Regions from separate parts of the Mus musculus genome. Here regions 2, 3 and 4 are each linked to region 1. A link is a loop called in an ENCODE intact Hi-C map of the cell type or tissue named here. Cell type or tissue: heart. All regions are shown on one strand. Region 1 has its middle 19 kb from the start of Gm39441. Region 2 overlaps Wipi1 (WD repeat domain, phosphoinositide interacting 1). Region 3 holds the start of Wipi1 (WD repeat domain, phosphoinositide interacting 1). Region 4 overlaps Gm45916 (predicted gene, 45916).

What was found. A loop is a pair of places that touch in the nucleus more often than their neighbours do. Peaks named below come from ENCODE experiments on the same cell type or tissue, not always from the same donor. Only the 100,000 strongest peaks of a DNase experiment are listed, where the experiment ranks them.
Region 2: a loop joins it to region 1, with 4 times the contacts of the local background. A loop is called at or near these places in 26 of 42 quality-filtered maps.
Region 3: a loop joins it to region 1, with 2.5 times the contacts of the local background. A loop is called at or near these places in 4 of 42 quality-filtered maps.
Region 4: a loop joins it to region 1, with 3 times the contacts of the local background. A loop is called at or near these places in 8 of 42 quality-filtered maps.

What each region holds. Positions count from the first base shown.
Region 1 is chr11:109,314,762-109,319,761 of GRCm38, reverse strand. No RefSeq gene overlaps it. Among named protein-coding and RNA genes, the nearest start is that of Gm39441, 19 kb to the right of the region's middle. In heart, a CTCF peak has its summit at 2,656 (motif pointing left); no DNase peak of the experiment used is centred here; H3K27me3 peaks cover 1,319 bases.
Region 2 is chr11:109,582,634-109,587,633 of GRCm38, reverse strand. It overlaps Wipi1 (WD repeat domain, phosphoinositide interacting 1), which reads left to right. Exons shown (of 13, transcript NM_145940.2): 5 at 2,442-2,539; 6 at 3,467-3,559; 7 at 4,437-4,507. The region is part of intron 2 of Gm39442 (a long non-coding RNA gene); the gene reads right to left. Among named protein-coding and RNA genes, the nearest start is that of Gm39442, 6.7 kb to the right of the region's middle. In heart, a CTCF peak has its summit at 2,350 (motif pointing right); a DNase peak (open chromatin) is centred at 2,493; H3K27ac peaks cover 1,412 bases.
Region 3 is chr11:109,608,130-109,613,129 of GRCm38, reverse strand. It overlaps Wipi1 (WD repeat domain, phosphoinositide interacting 1), which reads left to right and starts at 1,741. Exons shown (of 13, transcript NM_145940.2): 1 at 1,741-1,897. The coding sequence starts at 1,818. In heart, CTCF peaks have their summits at 1,948 and 2,221; DNase peaks (open chromatin) are centred at 1,339 and 3,947; H3K4me3 peaks cover 2,414 bases; H3K27ac peaks cover 2,872 bases.
Region 4 is chr11:109,443,551-109,448,550 of GRCm38, reverse strand. All of the region lies in intron 1 of Gm45916 (predicted gene, 45916), which reads right to left. Among named protein-coding and RNA genes, the nearest start is that of Gm45916, 6.0 kb to the right of the region's middle. In heart, CTCF peaks have their summits at 2,782 (motif pointing left), 3,758 (motif pointing right) and 4,504 (motif pointing left); no DNase peak of the experiment used is centred here; H3K27ac peaks cover 918 bases.

The sequences.
Region 1 (5,000 bases):
AGTCAGAAGACAAAATTCGATCCCCTGGAATTGGAGTTACAGAGGGTTGTGAACATCATGTGGGCACCAGGGCACTGAGCCTAGGTTCTCTGCATGAGTGAGAGCTCTTAACCACTGAGCCATCTCTTCAGCCCCTACACATGCCTTTTTACATGGGGGAGGGGGGCAAGGAATTAAATTCCTCTTGCTTGCCCAGGAAGCACTTTACTCCTGGATCCACTGTGCTTATGGTTACTCCACTAGGAAGTACATAGAGTATCCTGCGCTTTGTTCTAGGGCTGACATCAGTTTCTTTTTTTTTTAATTTTTAATTGGATATTTTCTTTATTTACATTTCAAATGTTATCCCCTTTCCCGGTTTCCCCCACCCAGAAACCCCCTATACCAACCCTCCTCCACCTGCTTCTATGAGGGTGTTCCTCCACCCACCCACTCCTGCCTCCCTGCCCTGGCATTCCCCTACACAGGGGCATCGAGTCTTCACAGGACCTCTCATTGATGCCTGAAAAGGCTATCCTCTGCTACATATGCGGCTGGAGCCATGGGTCCCTCCATGTGTACTCTTCGGTTGGTGGTTTAGTCCCTGGGAGCATTGGGGGTCTGGTTGGTTGATATTGTTGTTCTTCCTATGAGGTTGCAAACACTTTCAGTTCCTTCAGTCCTTTCTCTAAGTCCTCCATTGAGGACTCTGTGCTCAGTCTAACAGTTGGCTGTGAGCATCTGCCTCTGTATTTGTCAGGCTCTGGCAGAGCCTCTCAGGAGACAGCTATATCAGACTCCAGTCAGCAAACACTTCTTGGCATCCACAATAGCATCCAAGTTGGGTGACTGTATATGGGATGGATCCCCAGGTGGGACAGTCTCTGGACCTCCTTTTCTTCAGTCTCTGCTCCACACTTTGTCTCTGTATTTCCTCTCATTGAGTATTTTGTTCCCCCTTCTAAGAAGGACTGAAGCATCCATACTTTGGTCTTCCTTCTTCTTGAGCTTCATGTCTGGTTTTGTACCTCTCAGTGTATAGGATGGCCTGCTGCATCAGCAAAGACCAATTCATTGTGATCGGGTTAGGTTCTGCCCCCAGGCCTCAGGAGCCACACTCAGGAGTTCCTGTGGCCTCAGTCTGTGAATTGTATCTTGGGTATTCTGAGATTTGGGGCTAATATCCACTTATCAGTGAGTGTTTACCATGCATGTTCTTTTGTGATTGGGTTACTTCACTCAGGGTGATATTTTCTAGTTCCAGCCATTTGTGACAGCAGATGCTGGCAAGGATGTGGAGAAAGAGGAACACCCCTCCCCAATTGTTGGTGGGATTGCAAGCTGGTACAACCACTCTGGATATCAGTTTGGCGGTTCCTCAGAAAATTGAACATAGTACTACCTGAGGATTCAGCAATACCACTTCTGGGCATATACCCAAAGATGCTCCAACATATAACAAGGACACTTGTTCCACTATGTTCATAGCACCCTTATTTATGATAGGCAGAAGATGGAAAGAACCAAGATGTCCTTCAACAGAGGAATGGATACAGAAAATGTGGTACATTTACACAATGGAGTACTATTCAGCTATTAAAAACAATGACTTCTGTCATCATTTTTAAGCATGCCGTTGCTGCTGATGCTCTGCAACTTGGTAGTTCCCATTCTCTCTGCAGGAACAGAAGCTGGATAGGACCTTGGAGCATGCTCAACCACACCTCTTATTTTACTGATGAAGAGCCCAAGACTTGGAGCAGGTTAGTGGCATCACCAATGTCACACATCAATGAACAGCAGACCCTGTGTTTAATCTGTTGTGTCTGGATCTTTTCTCGTCAATGATGCTTGTATTTTGCTTGATGGCTGCCATCCGAGGACTTCCTGCCTCACTTTTTTTTTTCCTTACCCAGAAATGTGAATAGTTCTCACCTCAGATTGCCAGTTGTTGCTTCTGATTTTCAAGCTGAAGTACTCAAGTCTGACCACCATCTTCAGTCTGTGGTTTTCTCCCACTTGCCCCCACCACTGAGGTGACAGGAAGGAATGAAGGTGTTGGCCTTGACTCCGTGGTTGGCTTTCTCTGACGCTTAGCAGCTTCAGACTCTAGTCCGTCCCGGGCTCATGGTGGACCCAGGAGACTGCACCTGTTTTCTGGAAGGACACTAATCGTCACCTTCCTTAGGGTGACTGTGTTTCTCTTAGTCTCTGTCACTCATGGAGATGGCAATGCTGAGGCCACAGGAACTCCTGAGTGTGGCTCCTGAGGCCTGGGGGCAGAACCTAACCCGATCACAATGAATTGGTCTTTGCTTAGTGATGCAGCAGGCCATCCCTTACACTGAGAGGTACTGTAATGATAACTAATGCTATGGACCAACTTGATTAGGCAAGCGGATGACAAAATAGCTGAAGGGAAAATACTTTTGGTGTATTGTTATGCACAGTCTGGAAAAGGATCTACAGATGCCATATTTTCAGTCCCGGAATGAGTGAGTTTATTAAGTATAAGCAAGAAAAAGTAAAAGACTAAATGACAAGCGATAGGTAGTAAAATGTCATCAAATTGGGCTTTCACTTTGTCTCCTCTATATCCACCTCCAGACACTCCAAACCACCCAGCTTTTGCACAGTTGCCTCTGCATCTCCAACTTTGCTGTTGAGGCTCCCTCTGCTGGAAGGCTCTGTGTCATCTTTCCGTCGCTACTTGCTTCCTACCCTTCCCTTCCTGTCCCCTTTCTTAATGACAGGATCTCAGGCCAGGGAGGTCTTTAGATTACTATGTAGCAGGTCCTTCCAACCTTCCTGTTTCTTCCTCATGAGCTTGCCTGCTGCTGGGATTATCAGTGTGTGCTACCACATTCAGCTAGCTCTTGTATTTCAGACTAGTCCCAAGCATCATTTTTCTTCAGCTGTTGTTGAGTTGCTTCCATTCAGAGCCAAACCATCCCTGCTGTGCATGGGGAGGTAGGTTGCACTTTGATTTTAGGGGGTTCCTTGAGCTTCCAGTAAGCATTACACTGTTGTGTAGACCTTTAGTGTAATGCTGAACATTTGCATTCCTTGTGGGAGTCTGCAGTCTTGGTTTATGGCATGCGCACTGTGCCTTTATGGTTATCTCCCAGTGAAACTGAGGCCCAAGATACTGAAAACCTTTCATATAGACATTTCACAATTATGTGACCCATCGGCCAGGGGTTGAGTTGTATCCTGCCTGATTCCACTGAGCAAAGACTCTTGGAAGCTTGTATTCAACATGGCTTCTAGATGGTCCTGTGTGCCTTTCCTCACTGTTGAGTTTGCTTTGTGCCCTTCCACAGTGACATCATAGCCACATGAATGACTCTATGCTGAATCCTCCATAAAAGTCACGGAGCTGGCTTGTCTTGGGACTCTCCACTGCACGTACCACACACCTCACGCAGATTTCTCACATCAAATTCTCACACTTTCCAGTACATTTATTTATGACTCACTTTGTCACAAAGGGTGGGTCTGTTCTATCCACCCTTGTCACTCCTCAGTTAGCAGGACACTGGGTTCTGCTGCTCAGCAGAGGACAGGCTCCCATTTACACAGACTAGGAATCACCTCCAGAAGCCACAGTTGCCACTGAAAGTTGCCCTGGAAGGATGTTAGAAAAGGAACCTGACATCAGTGCAGATTTGGGCATCTCCTTGAGCCCTTGTGGCAGCTGTCTGTCTATCAAGACATCTTCCCTCCAGGTGCTGACTCTGATACAATGAGATCCATATCAGGCATATTTGGAAGCCAGCCTGGCTTAAATGTCTCATTCCCCAGCCTATCAATTTCTTCTTTTTTTGGAGGCAGGGTCTCACTGTCTGGCCTTAAACTTACAGAGGTCTGTCTGCCTTTGCCACCTAAGTGCTGGAATTAAAGGCATTGTGTCACAGTGGCCAGCCACCCATATTGTTTTGGTAACCACCATATGGGCACAACTTCCACAGATTATATCCTTACACCTATCAAGATGGCCAAAGTCTTTGGCTTTGGGGGGGATGATACTTATTTGTATGCATGCATAGATATATGCACATGCACACACATATGCCCAAGCATTCATGTGATCATAGGACAACATGTAAGAATCTGTTCTATTACATTGGTTCCTGGGATTGAACTCAGCATGCCAGGCTTAATGGCAAGTGCCTTTATCCACCGAGCTGTCCTGCTGACCCAGACATGGCTTCTTGCCAGAAAGTATAGTTCTCCCACTGTACTGGCTGGTTTTGTGTGTCAACAGAGAAAGGAGCCCCCCTTGAGGAAATGTCTCCATGAGATCCAGCTGTAAGGCATTGTCTCAATTAGTGATCAAGGATGGGAGGGCCCACCATGGGTGGTGCCATCCCTGGGCTGGTAGTCCTGGGTTCTATAAGAAAGCAAGCTGAGCAAGCCAGGGGAAGCAATCTGGTAAGCAGCATCCCTCCATGGCTTCTGCATCAGCTCCTACCTCTAGGTTCCTACCCTGTGTGAGTTCCAGTCTTAACTTCCTTTGGCAATGAGCAGCAATGTGGAAGTGTAAGCTGAATAAACCCTCTCCTCCCCAACTTGCTTCTTGGTCAGATGTTTTGTGCAGCAATAGAAACCCTGACTAAGACACACAGTGAAATGCAGTTGACCGATTGTGCCATGAGTAGTCTGCTTGGCAACAGAATTGACATGTATCGATAGCCCTACACCATATACACATGTGTATATGGGGAACACTAACTGAAGTCTGTGAATTGAAGGGGAAGAAGAGGAGGAGGAGGAGGAGGGAAAAGAGGGAGAAGAGGAAGAAGAGGGAGAAGAAGAGGGAGAAGAAGAGGGAGAAGAGGGAGGAGGAGGAGGAGAAGAAGAGGAAGAGGAGGAAGATGAAGAGGAGGAGGAAGAGGAGGAGAAGAAGAGAAGAGGGAGAAGAGGGAGGAGAAGAAGGAGGAGGAGGAGAAGGAGGAGGAGGAGGAGGAGGAGGAGGAGGAGGAAGAAGAAGAAGAAGAAGAAGAAGAAGAAGAAGAAGA
Region 2 (5,000 bases), 270 kb before region 1:
CCACTGAATACACCAGTTTACAACAAAGCTAGCCAGCATTATTGTTTTTATTATTATCTAAGAAGATATCTCTCATATGATCTTCTTGAAGATCGTTTTCCGGTTAAGCTTTGGCTCTGGAGTTCCTACCGTGTATGACCACTAACCTCAGTCACTGGGGTGAGAAATCTCCCCTCAGTGCTGCAGGGACACTGTCCCCACCCCACCCCATTATCCTTATAATAAAAATGGCTCCTGTCACCTCCAGAGTTTCCTTGGCTTCCTTTACTTCCAAAAGATATCGAGGCATCTTACATCCAACATGTTCCGATGCAAGTTTTCTCTCAAAGGCCAGGCTTGCCGCCTCAACCAAAGTGCAGACCTCCAGTGACTTCCACTCCGAGGAGGCTCCGCCCTCCCTTATCAGCGTGGATGATGAGATAGAAAACGTTTGCCTTTCCGGTAGTTGAACGTGAAGTTCCTAGCTAACTGTATTTAATCGTACTCAGGAAAAGCTAAAGCACGCTGACCTTTCCCACTGGGAAGTCCTGTTCGGTTAGGAGTGAACTCTCACAGGGCTCCAGAGGGTAATGGGATTGGAAGAGAGCGAACCTCTGATTGAGAGCCTTGGGCTGAAAACTGTGAAAGAGAATATTCTTTGTATCCCGAGGTCTGAGTGCTCAGCAGTGGAGGGGTCACTGCCAGTGTTAAGTCGAGAGGTCTCCTGAAGGTTTTCTCGATTCAAATCCTTTGTTCAGAACGGGATTTCTTAAACTCCTCCCCCCCAACAGCCCCTTCTCAGTTCAAGAATTTTTTTTAAATGGCTCTGAGCATATATGCAGACAAAATAGATATATATATATATATCAAACACTGGCTGATAATAGATCATAAATTTGTTTTAAAATAATTCTTGGGTATAATCTCACCATTTCCTGAAGACAGTAAAGTTTCCATACTGATGACACAGAAAGCTTGCTTCTTTTCACATGAGCAATCTAATCTCAGCTGAACATATGATTCTGTGTTTTTTTTATTTTATAGTTGGTAGTGCCAAAAGCATTACTTCAAACACCAGGAAGTATATTTAGGAGCATTGCGTGAGTTGTGTTCAAATCCCAAGCCAAGGTTCGTTTAACTTTCTGTTTTGTTTGGTTTTTGTTTTTCAAGATAGGGTTTCCCTGTGTGGCCCTGGCTGTCACTGTGTAGACCAGGCTGGCCTCAAGCTCAGAGATCCTGTGTCTGCCTCCCAAGTGCTGGGACTAAAAGTGTATGTGCAACACCACCGCCTTGGTTCACTTAACCATTTTAAAATGAAATTCAAATCAGCAACTCAGAGAGCAATTTTTATGACTTTAATATATTTTTATTAGATATTTTCTTCATTTGCATTTCAAATGCCATCCCCTTTCCTAGTTCCCTCTCCAAAACTCCCCTATCCCTTTCCCCTCCCCCTGCTCCTCAACCTACCCATTCCTGCTTCCTGGCCCTGGCATTCCCCTGTACTGGGGCATAGAATCTTCCCAAGACCAAGGGCCGCTCCTTCCATTGATGGCCGACTAGGCCATGCTCTGTTACATATGCATCTAGAGACACGAGCTCTGGGGGGTATTGGTTAGTTCATATTGTTGTTCCTCCTATGGGGTTGCAAACCCCTTCAGCTCCTTGGGTACTTTCTCTAGCTCCTTCATTGGGGACCCTGTGCTCCATCCAATAGATGACTGTGAGCATCCACTTCTGTATTTACCAGGCACTGGCATAGCCTCACAGGAAACAGCTATATCAGGGTCCTGTCAGCAAAATCTTGTTGGCATCTGCAATAGTGCCTGAGTTTGGTGGTTGTTTATGGAATGGATCTCCGGGTGGGGTAGTATCTGGATGTTCCTTCCTTCAGTCTCAGCTCTGAACTTTTCCAACACAAGACAATACCAATTTGATAGTAACATTCCAGGCAGTGTGGGGAAACATTGAATGTCTCAGCTTCCTATTAACTGTTGCTTTTTCTCTAAGGGTAGGGAAGTTTGTGTAGAGTAAAACCCTGCAGCTCTCAGCATATGGTAGCCATGAGTCTGAGCCAAGGTGCTCGGAAGGCTGTGTGTGTTAGCGGTGTGGTAGCACACACAGTATGGTGTGTGCACTTTGTGTGTTCAGAACCAAGGCTGCAGCGAAGAGATGCAAACCAGGCTGGTACTGCAGAAACACCCCAGATCCCGTATGTACCTCACTCCGAATTAATCTTTGCCTGCTGTGCATTCAGAAATGTTTCATGGTTGTCAACTTTTTGTGACTGTGTCCCTATGTGACCCCGGGGTGTGGGTGACAAAAAGAAAGGACTAGAACAAGCTACAGAAATACTCAAGCATGTTCCTCTCCTAGCCAGCAGGTGGCAGTAGAGACACATGGTTTTCAGGTGCCCTTTCCAGCCGTGCTCCTTTGGCCTCATGCTGTGTGTTCTTTGCCAGGTCTCTGTGCCCTGTCTATCAACCATTCCAACTCTTACCTGGCCTATCCTGGAAGCCAGAGTACAGGCGAGATTGTACTCTATGATGGAAACTCCCTGGTAAGTTCACAACGGTCCCTGGTGTACCAGCCTGCCCGCCCTGGCCAGCTGGTAAATAGACTTGATAAGGAGGCCCTGTTGCAGTGGGGTGAGCTGTATGGGGGAGCTCTCTGGCCACAGCAGTTGGGTGAAGGAAAATAAAGGGCATCTCTGTTGAAGCTCTCAGTCAATATTAGTTAACATCGCTGTGAGGCAGGTGCCAAAACAAGGCAGAACACCTGCCCACAGTGAAATCATTGAGACAGCTCACAGTCCATCTGCTTATGCTACCCTCTGCTCCCCGAGGGTTCATAGAGCAGGGCAGGATAACTCTGGAAATCCCCTAAAGAAGCAAGCAGAAAGATCCCCTAAAAGCCTGGCTTTGTGTCAGGCACATAGCTGGTCATCCACCTTCCCAAAGACAGGGTAAGGAACACACACACACACAGAGCTCTGAGAATGTCACAGAAGATGGGATGGAAAGGACAGAAGACCCAGGAGAAAGGGTGGCTCATAATAGAATGCTGCTTTCTGTACATGACACAGATTGTCAGTAACCCTGACATTTGCACTAGATCGGGCATGTCATGGAAGGGCTGGGGCGAGGGGCTTATGAGAACCAGCTCCATGTGGCTGTTAAATTGCTATGGTGGGGATAGGGGAGACATTTTCTTCAGTAGCATAGTTGCCCACTAAGTTGCCATTGCTAAGTTGCCCAAGACCCTGTAAGAAGCCCTCATTAGTTCACCAAAACAGAGCGAGGTCAGGGATCGGGGGGAGGGGGAGGAAGAGGGGTTCCTACTAGCAGAGCTCCATAGGAAACGATTCTCAGCTTAACCACAAGTAGCCCAGTGGTGAGCAGGGAGATAAGGCCGAGAGCAAGGAGACGGGGTAATTCATCTTCACCCTTCACCAGTATTGATCTGCACTTCTCCCCAACACCAACAGAAAACGGTGTGCACCATTGCTGCCCACGAGGGGACGCTGGCCGCTATCACCTTCAACTCCTCGGGCTCCAAGCTAGCAAGCGCGTCTGAAAAAGTAAGTGTATTCTGGCTTCCTCTCCTGCCTGGGCTTGCAGAACCCCTACTGAGGTGCGCAGACTGCAGCTGGAGCAGTAATAGCAACGTAAAGATTGACGGGTCTCTAGACCTGCTCAGAAATGGTTTCAGGGTGAGAGTGTTTGGACCCTGCCTGCAGTAGTCCATCAGTGGGTTTGTCCATATCAAAGGCAGACAGCAACGCAGAAGCAAGACACTTGGCATAAAAACTTGTAGTTTAAGCCGGGTGTGGTGATGCACGCCTTTAACCCCAGCACTTGGGAGGCAGAGGCAGGCAGATTTCTGAGTTCGAGGTCATCCTGGTCTACAGAGTGAGTTCCAGGACAGCCAGGGCTACACAGAGAAACCCTGTCTCGAAAAACAAACAAACAACAACAACAACAACAACAACAAAACCTTGTGGTTTTACTGAGAGACCCATGTGCCTATTGTCCCCAGATAAGGATGCATGTCCCATTGTCCACAGATGTGGAGAGATTGGACTCTGTTGACCAGAATAAACAAAGAAGGTGATCAAGTTACATTTCAAATGCCATGTAAACCAGATATATTTTAATAAGCAGAGATAGAATAGTCTATAAACGCAGAACAGTTTGTGATCACACAAGCACACGCACACACACTGAGAGAGCCTTGAACAAGGCTAGGGAGGGAATTTTACATGGGGTACACAGAGTTCCAAGAATTCATATTTGGCACAGTAAATATACAAATAAAAATGCCCCTGCACCCAAAGCTTTGTGCTCCTCCTCAGAGACAGACGCTCAAAGCCAGCAGAGCAAACTGCCTTGGGAAGGGGCCTCATCTCTGTGTGGAGCATCTGTGCTTAGGAAAAGGCCGTCTGCTTTCTCTCCCAGGGCACTGTCATCCGAGTGTTCTCTGTTCCCGAGGGCCAGAAACTCTATGAGTTTCGTCGAGGAATGAAAAGGTCTGTGTCCAGTGTCTGTCTCATTAAAACCTCCCTGGCAGCTGGCTGGGGAGAGGGCAAGGGCAGGCCCTACAGCCTCCTCCTAGAGGTTAAATGCTTTCCAAGTAATAGACTCAGGGCCCCACGGGGGTGGGGGGCATTGTAAAAACAAGGCAAAGAAGAGGGGGGGGGGCTTAATGCTGAGACTTGAGACCAGAAGTCAGGGTCTTTTGATATGGCCATGGGAGGGAAACCAGCACAGGAGAAAGCAGAGGGCCAGGGAATTACACACCGGACACAATGTCCGATCCCTGCACAAAGGGAAATAGGGGGCACCATCCTATGTGAGCGGTTGGGACCGGTTTTTGGCTGAGAGGTTTGCAGCTGGGTCTGTTCAGAGCACCTTGGAGAGGTCCACAGGCTAAGGAAGCAGGGCTCCCATCCTCTGGCTGGGAGGAAGGGCCAGGCCCTGTGGGTTCTACCTAAGCCCAGGGCTCCCCTTGAATCCCTCCCA
Region 3 (5,000 bases), 290 kb before region 1:
TGAAAAGCTTGTTAAGATGACCAAAACATCCAAACAGCAATTCTTTACTCTGGGGTTGGATTATAGCAATCATCCGGGCCAGATCTGTGAGTCGACAGAGCATTGGACTTGAGAAAGTAAACTGTTACATTTTATCTGGGAAAACCCAAACAGGAGAACCAACCAATAAGAAAAGTTTATGCAAAACAGGCTCTCTTGTTCATCCATTCTAAACATCCGTACATGTTATGTATCATTTCATCAGGAATTGGGGAAACATGGCTGAGTATGATGGTTCACCCCATGATCCTATGACCTGGGAAGCCAAGGAAGGAGGATCAGTTACCAAGTGCTTGAGGATCGGTGGACTATAGCTTGAGACAATGTATCCAAAATAAATAAATAATAAACAAGGTGGCTGGATATGAACCGAATTGCCACAATCTACAGAACTGTGACACCATTATCATCATAGTAATAATAATGGCGATGATGAAGATTTCAGAGGCTGTAGAGATGGCTCAGCAGTGTTTTTACTGATGAGCGGAATTCTGTTCCCCAGAACCCACACCAGGCACCTCACAACCAATTGTATACAAGCTTGGGAAGCAAATCTCCAGTTTGCTTCAGAATGCATCTCAAACGACATGAGCTTCAAGCTGTACTGTCTTGTACAGTATTCTAGTTTCTCTCCTTTCTATACAAATCGAATGTCTGGTCAAATACTGCTGAGCAAAGTTGTATGATAACAAGTCCTGAAAGAAGACCCTTTCACATGCCGCTGTGTATTGTTGGTTTTAGATAATATAGTCTAGCCAGTGCTTTAACCGGGTTTTCAGTAAATCGGGTAGGAACATACCAAGGTAATATTGTTAATGTAAGGGTCGGGGTTAGCAAGAGCTCTTTCTCAACTGTGGGGCTGTATGTGGCTTCTTAATCGGCTGGGGATCTTTTTCCGAGAAGCTTAAGGGCTCTCCAAAACGGCTGGACTTTGATGTCTACTGATTTCAACTACAACTGCTGTAAGCTTAGCGGGCGGGCAAGGAAGCAGGCGTCCGCCCGCCTCCTTGGCGTTGTCTCCGACGCTAAGGCAGGCTTGAAGCCTGAAGCTCCACTCCTCCTCCTCACCCTCTGGACGCTCTGGCAATGAAAACACCACCACGTGGCCTGCTGCCTTTGCCTCGCGCACCTTCGGCCAATGGCAAACGGTTTCTCCGACTAGGGGGCGGGTCGTCAACAGCTGTCCCGCCCACTAGCCCTATTGATTGACTAAAAGAGTTGGTGGCCAATCCTGGCTGTCTGCGGAAGGCTCTGTTCGGTCAGCAGTTCTGTTCCCAGTGATAAAGAGGCGGGGTGGGGACAGAGACGGCCTGGAGAGGGGGCGGGGCTACCAAGCTAGGTAGAAGGAGGCTCGGGGCGGGGCCTGGTTGGCTCAGGGCGGAGCTAGGGCTGTGAGGGGGTGGGGCTAGGTGCCCGAAGTGGAGAGGGCGAGGCTAAGTGGGAAATGTGTAGGGCGGGTCCTGAAGGTCCCAGGCAGGGCTAGAGCCGAGAGGGGCGGTACTTGAGGCAGGGGCGTGGCCTGGCTGTTTTAGGACCCAGCCGATTCTCTGAAGGAGGGGCGGGGGTTTGGAGTGGGGCGGAGCTAAATGGGAATCGTGTAAGGGCGGGGTCTTACGATGGAGGGGCGGAGCTAAGTGGTATCTGAGTGGGCGGGGTCTGTCTGGAGGCGAGCCCGGGGCGGGACCGACGCGGCAAGCCGGCCCACGGAGCCGGCGCGGGCGGGCTGCTGAGGTGGCTGTCCCCCGCTCAGAGCTGCGGCTTCTCGGGTCGAGCCCCCGATGGAGGCCGAAGCCGCAGATGCCCCTCCGGGCCGAGTGGAGGCGGCGCTCAGCTGCTTCTCTTTCAACCAAGACTGCACGTAAGCCACGGCGCCAGCCCCCTGGCCAGGGAAGTGGGGGACAGAATGTCGCCACCAAAGGGTGTTGTCCTGTAACGCAACTGGTGGCTAGCCGGGGCCTGCGCGCCGATGGTACCTCGGCAGGGCAGCCTGTGTCGCGGCGTTGCTCGGCTGTAGGGGTTTGAGCCCACCCAGACGACTGCCAGCCAGCGCCTGCCAGAAAGAGCCGGCTAGGGTGACCCAAACAAGTCAGCAAGGAGGGCGGAGGGGGGACCTTGAATGTGGGGGAGGGACTTGGTGTGGGCCACCTAGTGACCGAAAGGGAGATCAGGGACCAAAACAAAGGTGAGGGAAGGGAGGAATGTGCAACTTGACTCAAGAGGGAGGATGCAGAGAGTCGGAAAGATGAAGAAAAACTTTACCATTTGTCCTTGAGTATCTCAACGTGGCATTTGGGCAGGGCCTCGGACAAACAGTCAGTCTATCCCTGTGGCCCGACCAGCCCCAGCACTGGGCATCTTGGCTGGTCTCTTTGGCCGTAGGAAGCTTTTCTTTATTTGCCTTTCTGTGTTTACTCGCTGTCCACCCAGTCCCAGGAATCTCCTGGAAGCTCAGGAGCCCTTTCTCTGCCCCAGACAGCTTCCCATCCCTGAAGCAGGCGCTCCACCCTGTTGCTTTTAAGTGGCTTTTTAATGTTTCACTATGATGGTCAACGTTTAGACTTTGGTCCATAAACAAGGGATTGCTTGCCTGAGTTCTAGGCATCTGCAGGATTGAATCTTAAGACACAAGCTACTGTTTTCTTCCCTGTTTTTGTGCAAGCCAGCCTGGGGACCATATGGATTAATCTCTTTGGAATGTGGAGCCCTGAAGCATCAGGGCAGGGATGACCACTTCCCAGTGTCCCACTTCCGGCTGTACCAGTTTCTGCTCTGTTCCTGGTTTGGGCTCAGCTTCAGGCTTGTGCCTTGGCTGCTGCTAGCTGAACTGTGCTAATATTGAACATTCATTCGTTGGTGTAATTAAGGCCATAAGCAGCCCTGGTTTTCATTCCCTTTGTGTTTCTGTTTGAAAAACCCCTGCTCTGAACAATATGTCTTTGTTTGAAAAATCTGTGTGTGTAATCATATAATCCAGTAATTCGACAGCTTGGCTACATGAGTGACTCTCAGGCTGCCTCTGACCACAACCCACAATAAAAAAGTACATCTTACAACATCTCCCCATAGCCATAGATATGTAATATGCACAAACTATTAAGTGGGGTACCTTGTGGCATTTTCTTGGGATTTTGTTCTTGCTTGGTTTTAACGTTGTCTCATGTAATCCGGACAGCCTCAAGTTCCCTAGTAGAGGAGGATGAATGTCAAAGTTTCATCCTCCTGGCTCACGTTCTGGAATACTGACATTACAAGAAGTACCATCACACTCTGTTTGTATAGTGCTGATGATGGAACTCAGGGTACCCTATACATGCCAGACAAGTCCAGCCCCATTTCCTTGTGTGATAGGGTGAGCAGGGCAGGGGTAGGGAGCCTGCAGGGTACTGAGCCTAAGACCCAATGTCTCAGTCACCCTGAGCGAAGACTCAACCACCAAGCTATATGCCAGCCTGCAGGCACTGAAATTAGTATGTCTTTGTTTTTAAACCTGTTGAGTTGTTTGCGGGATTATCTCCTAAGAGGAGACTTAAATGCATGAGAGAATAGATCAAATTCTGATGTTTTGTAAGACACTTTTGCAAGAGTGTTCTGTTGCACTGCCTGTGGAACACTGTTCACCAGAATGTCTGTTGAAATGCTGGACAATGTTTTCCTTCCCAATTGAACACGGGTTAAGGAGGTGGGTGTAGTTTGATTACAAGCAGTAAATCATCTAAGTTATACTTTGTGATTGGATTTGGAAAACAACTGTTGTTGTCCACTCTACTTATTAAGCAATACAGAGTAACAGCCAGATAAGAATGCTGTTTTTCAAACACTGGAACTTGCTTTGAGAGTTGATTTCCTCCGTCCCCAGTGTCAGCTCTGCTTTTCTGGATGAAGGCTCTGCTGGGCAGCTCTGCCTCGCCTATAAATAAAAGGTCTTGTCACAGTCAGTTGCTTGGAGCCCTGGAGGGTATGACATTGAATTTTAAAATAAATCGTCTTCCTTGCTGGATGCGTTTAGGTGAATTGGTGTGTCTTTTTCTATCTGTGTGAGCTGAGTTGGAGAGCCAGTCTTTGTGGAGAAGGTAGATAAAGAGAGTCAGGTTTTACCAGTGTCCACCACACTAATGCTTTGTCACTGGGTTGGGCACCTGAACTGTATTTTAAAACTTGAATACTGGTTGAGATTTGTCTCCAATTCCACTTCTATGAGTAATAATGAGAATTTTGTTTTTACAGAAAGGACCTAGAGATAACATAAGATACAAATCTGAATTCCTTAATATGGAGTTATTTCTGGTCATAGAACAATCATTTAAAACAAAGGAGTGATCGCCACGCCCTTTTGTCACAAATTGGACCCTTCTGAGGGTAGCACCTTGGGAGGAATCCTAGGTACTACTGAGGCAAAAGCGAAAAGACCACTGTAACCCACAACCCCAGAGGCAGTACGAGTAACAGAAACTCTTTCACAAGCATTAAATGAAGAAACCCATTTGTTCCGAGATCAGGACTCACACCTGAAAATGATGGTTTTGAACTTACTTATTACCGTGTGTACGCACACAGGACGGGGGGGGGGGGGGGGGGGGGGCCCCGGGGGGGGGTGGGGGGGGTGGCACACTGGCCAGAATATGCATGTGAAGGTCAGAGGACAACTTTGGGGAGCTGGGTCTTCTCCTTCCATCTTTACATGGGGTCTGGGGTTCAAATGCAGATTACCAAACTATGGTTGAACCACCTCCCCAGCCCTTGACACCCACTTTAAATTGTTGAGTCGTTTGGTTAGTTTGTTTGGTGGGGCTTGTTTTGGTTTGGTTTGGGGCGGGGGTGGAAAGGATCGCTTTGTGTAGCCCTGGATGCTTTCAGCTAACTGGAGATCCTCCTGCCTCTGCCTCTGCCCCTCTGCCCCTCTGCCCCTCTGCCCCTCTGCCCCTCTGCCCCTCTGCCCCTCTGCCCCTCTGCCCCTCTGCCCC
Region 4 (5,000 bases), 130 kb before region 1:
AACTTCATAAAAATGACCATATGTGAAATATTTAACTGGGGGTGGGGATGGGGAATGGTATGGCATTTGTAGCCCACAATCTATTAAAATAAGATTTGGAGGGTCTGGAGAGATGGCTTGATAACACTCTTGCCGAGTACCCAAGTTCAATTCCCAGCGCCCAAGTTGGGCAGCTCACAACTGCAAGTAACTGCAGCTCTGGGAGATCTGACGCTGTCTTCTGGACTCCTTGGACACCAGCAAGCATCCACAAACACACACATACACACAAATACACGTAACTTAATACTAAGTAATCCTAGGAAGGAAGGAAGGAAGGAAGGGAGGGAGGGAGGGAGAGAGAGAGAGAGAGAAAGAAAGAGAGAGAGAGAGAAAGGAAGGGAGAGGGGGGATGGAGGGAGGGAAGGAAACAAGGAAGAAAACAAGGAAGAAAACAAGGAAGGAAGGAAGGAAGGAGGGAGGGAAGGAAGGAAGGAAGGAAGGAAGGAAGGAAGGAAGGAAGGAAACAAGCAAAATTTGGTGCCAGACTTGGTAGCATGCACTTATAATTCCAGAACCCAGGAGACAAATTCAAGAAGATCATGAGTTCAAGGACACCCTGCTCTACACAGTGAATTACAAAGTGGAGGTAGCACCAGGCAGTGAGGTCCCTGGGGAGCACTTTGGGTCCTGTCACCTACAAGAGTAAAAATGAATTCAGCTGCCTGCCCACCATAGTCTCTTATCCCTGCTCCATGTGTCTCCAACATTGCAATGGCTCTGAGCACCCCAGCCCTGAACACTAAGCTCTGACAGACAGAAAGGTGTTGCTGTTCCTGGTGGTGGCTCACGCCCGTAACGCCAGCACATGGGAGGCTGAGGCAAGACTGTCACAAGTTCCAAGTCAGTCTTCAAAAAGAAAGCATAATCAATCAAACTAAAATAAAAAATTCAGGAGTCACGATAGGGGCTAAAAAGACAGCGAAGAGTGAAGCATTTGCAGCACGGCTTGAGTTTAACCACAGAAGCCCACTGTGACCTCAGTCCTTGGGTGGGGGAGTGCGGCTCAGCTGCCCGCTGGTCGAGCTGAAAGAGCAAACCCCTGGCTCAGTGAGAGACCCTGCCTCAAAAGAATAAGGCGGGAAATAAATCAAGGTACCCGATCCTGACCTCTGACATCCACACACCCAAGCACGGGAGAGCCCACCTTTACACATGTGCACCCCCACAAATGCACAATGGATCATCAAAGTCCCTTTTCTAAACGTGTATTATTTTGGTACAAGAGAGATGGCTCAGCAAATAAAAGCACTGGCTGCTCTTCCAGAGGACCCAGGTTCGAGTCCCACCACCAACACAGCACCTCACAACAAACGGTAACTCCAGTCCCAAGGCATCCAATGTCCTCTTCCGTCCTCTGAGGGCAGCAGGCAGAGATGCAGTGCACGGGCATACATGCAGGCAAAATACCTACACGCATTAAAAGAATACATTTCCATTGTATTTTATGCATACGAGTGTTGTGCCTGAGTGTCTGTCTGTGTGTGGCTTGCGTACAGTGTCTGCAGAAGCCAGAAGACCTTGTCAGATGCCCTGGAACTGTTGTTGCAGACACTGTGAGCATCTATGTTGGTGCTCAGAATGGAACCTGGGTCCTCTGGTAGGGCAGCCAGTGCTCTTAACCACTGAGCAATCTCTCCAGACCCTCACCAAAGTAATTTTCAGATCATAGGTGTGAAAGTCAGGCAAGATCAGGCAGTTGCCAATGCATTAATTAACTGATTTTTTTTTCCATGATGACTCTCTTCAGCTCATTACTTTCTGTCCTTGTATTTAGACCATGTCCTTTCTGTACAAAGGTAGGATGTGTGCCTCTGTCTAGTTGCTAAGGTTATGTGCCCTTTTGAGACAAATGTGTGTGTTTATACTATGTTTCCAAACCCTTTAGCAATTTATCTCTTTTTTTTTTTTGAAGCAGGGTCTTATATAGCCCAGGCTAGTCTTCGACTGCCTATATAGCAGGGGATAACCTTAACCTTTTGATTCTCCAGCTGCCACATCAGTGCTGGGGTTATAGACATAGTTACTGTGCCCAGTTTTAGGGAGTGTTGGGGATTAAACCCAAGGCCTGGTGTATGCTAGGCAGGTACTCTACCAAGTGAGCCGTGGTCCCAGCACACAGAGTTATCGTTTTCACTCCCAGCAGTACATAGCTTCAGGACATTATTATATCTGGGGATCAAATGGAAAATACATCGCAAGTCTGAGTTTCAATCGGCTAAATTCAAGTCGCTTCCAGGTATATATTACACATAGATTCTGTATTCTGTCCAAAATAAACTAAAAATCAAAATCATCAGAATTCAGTTTCTCTCTTCCTCCCTCCCTCCCTCCCTCTCTCCCTCCCTCTGACTTGTCTGGGATGGCCTTGAACTCACTATCCAGCCAAGGACAGCCTTGAACTTCGGATCCTCCTGCCTCCATCTCTCAAGTGCCAGGGTTACAGACCAGTACTACCATGTCCGGCATGATTCTTACTTTTAAAAGCTCCCACATTCTGGAGTTCATTGATAAGCCATCCCGTGATTAGAAGCCACTGCTTTGAAGCTTTAAACAGTCATCAAACCCAGCTCATACGAAGGCAATTCTAACACATTACAGGCTGCGCCACTCCTCGAGATACACAGAACACAGAGGATTGGGCGGCTGTCCTCTACAGATGTGTCTCTAACACAGGTCTGCCATATCCAATAGGTGGGCCAGCCACCAAGGCACACTAGGTCCCCCTGGTGTTCATTTTTATAATGATTCTAACCACACAAGGCTAACAGTTTGAGTTTTCATGCAAAAACAAAAAACAAAACAAACAAAAACCCTATGCATTAAAAGCCAGATTCAAATGACGTCAGTGCACTTGGATCCCTTCCAGGGGAATTTAGACAGCAAGTCTGGCGCCCCAGAACGTATCGCCAACGAGTATTGAGAGCGAACACAACCCGGGCCATGCGTGTGTGTCACATATATTCACCTTTCCTGCCACTCAGGAAGACAAACAGGTTAAGGACCCTAGCAACTTTTTTCCTTAGGATCAAAGATGAAGTCCCTCCTCTCCCCTGACTGTTAGTCCTGTCTTTGTGAATGAACTCCTGCTGTGTAGTACCCACAGCACAGTGAGCTCACTCTGACCCCTCTTCTAAACTACGCCAACCTATGCTGTCTGCAAATCCCATCAGGACTACTGTCTGTCTGTCTGTCTGTCTGTCTGTTTGCTTGTGGTTTTATTTCTCTGGGAGGTGTTATTGAGACAAGGTCCACGTAGCTCAGGGTAGCCTCAAACTTGCTACGAGGCAAGGATGACCTTGAACTAATCCCCTCGCCTCTGCCTCCTAAGCCCCGGGATTACAGGCTTGTTGCCCTGACACCTGGCTCTTCTTTCTAAATATATCCAGGATCCGACTGAATTGCCATCCCTGCTTCTCTCTCTGAGCCAAGCTAAGGTCATCTCAACTGCATTATAACAATGATCTTCCAGCAACACCCTGACACCTCCTAAAATTCCCACACAGCAGCCATAGTGATCCTTTCAGAGCACACACTAACCACAACTCTTCAAGGATGAACCCTAGATAAGCCACATGGTGCTATTACTTTCTCCTCTGGTACAACTATGCCGACCACTGATCAATTCCCCCATCCCCACTCCTTGTTTCCTGGGGTGTTTAAACTGCACGTACGCCCGTGCACCACATACATGCAGTGCCCGAAGAGGCCAGAAGAGGGTATCGGACTCTCTGTTCCTGGAGTTACAGAGGGTTGGGAGCCGCCATGTGTCCACTGAGCCATCTCTCCCTTCAGTATGAATATGCTATATCCTTTTAATTTGCTTGATTCCAAATTTCAGCCCTAAGGAGGCATTCCTAACTGTCCTGTTAAAAAGGATATTTGGGACTGGGGGGCATGGCTCAGTTGGTATGAGGCTCACCTAGCATGCAGGAAGCCCAGAGTTCAATCCCCAGTGTTGCATAAAACCAGACGTGATGGTACATTCGTGTAGGGCGAAGAGTTAAGGCCATCCTTGACTACAGCAAGTTCGAGGTTTCCTGGACCACGTGAGACCCTGGCTCAACCCCCAATTTGCTTCTATTCTTTTACTCTGACTATACCATAAGAGCATTGGTTTCTTCCTCTACTTTCTCTCTCTTCCTCTAAAAAAACACTAGGGAAGACTTTTCTTTTTTTGTCTCTGCTATATCCTGAAGGGTTTGACAAGACCTAGCACATAGCCCCTGGTATTAAAACATTATTAAGAGACTAAACCATGTGAATGAGTGAGGTTTATTATCTTTCACTGATTGACAAACCCCTTTGTTATATGAGTTTTTAAAAATGGTATCTAGGGTCTGGAGAGATGGCTCAGCAGTTAAGAGCACTGCTTGCTCTTCCAGAGGTCCTGAGTTCAATCCTCAGCAACCTAATGGTGGCTCACAACCATCTATAATGGGATCCGATGCCCTCTTCTGGCCTGCAGGCATATGTGCAGATAGAGCATTCATAAGTAAATAAAGTGGTATCTATTTACAATGATAGCTTGAGAATCCGGTGCTAGCATAAAGTGCTTGGTGAGCCCCTGGAGGCTGAACACACTGTGCACAGAAACCACTGTTATTCCAAGACCGGAAGATGGGGTTCCAAGTGCCCATCGTGGGCATACTGTATGGTCTGTTGGCTGAAAGGGACAAGCCTTGATCAATGAGCAGAGCCCAAAGACAGAAGATGGAAAAAAAAAAAATGAATGCCATGTAGGTCTGCAAATGGACGGCTGTAAGATTAATATCTTACCCATGCAGATTTAGTTTTAACTCAGTCTGTTTCCTATCTGTGTGTGCACCTCCACCCACCTTGGCCCCACAGCCATGAAGCCCAAAATGGCCCAGAGCTTTCTAGATAAGAGTCCCACCTATGCTTAAATTTACAATTCTTCTGCTATAGCTTCATAAGTCCTGGAGTTTCGGGTGTATAGA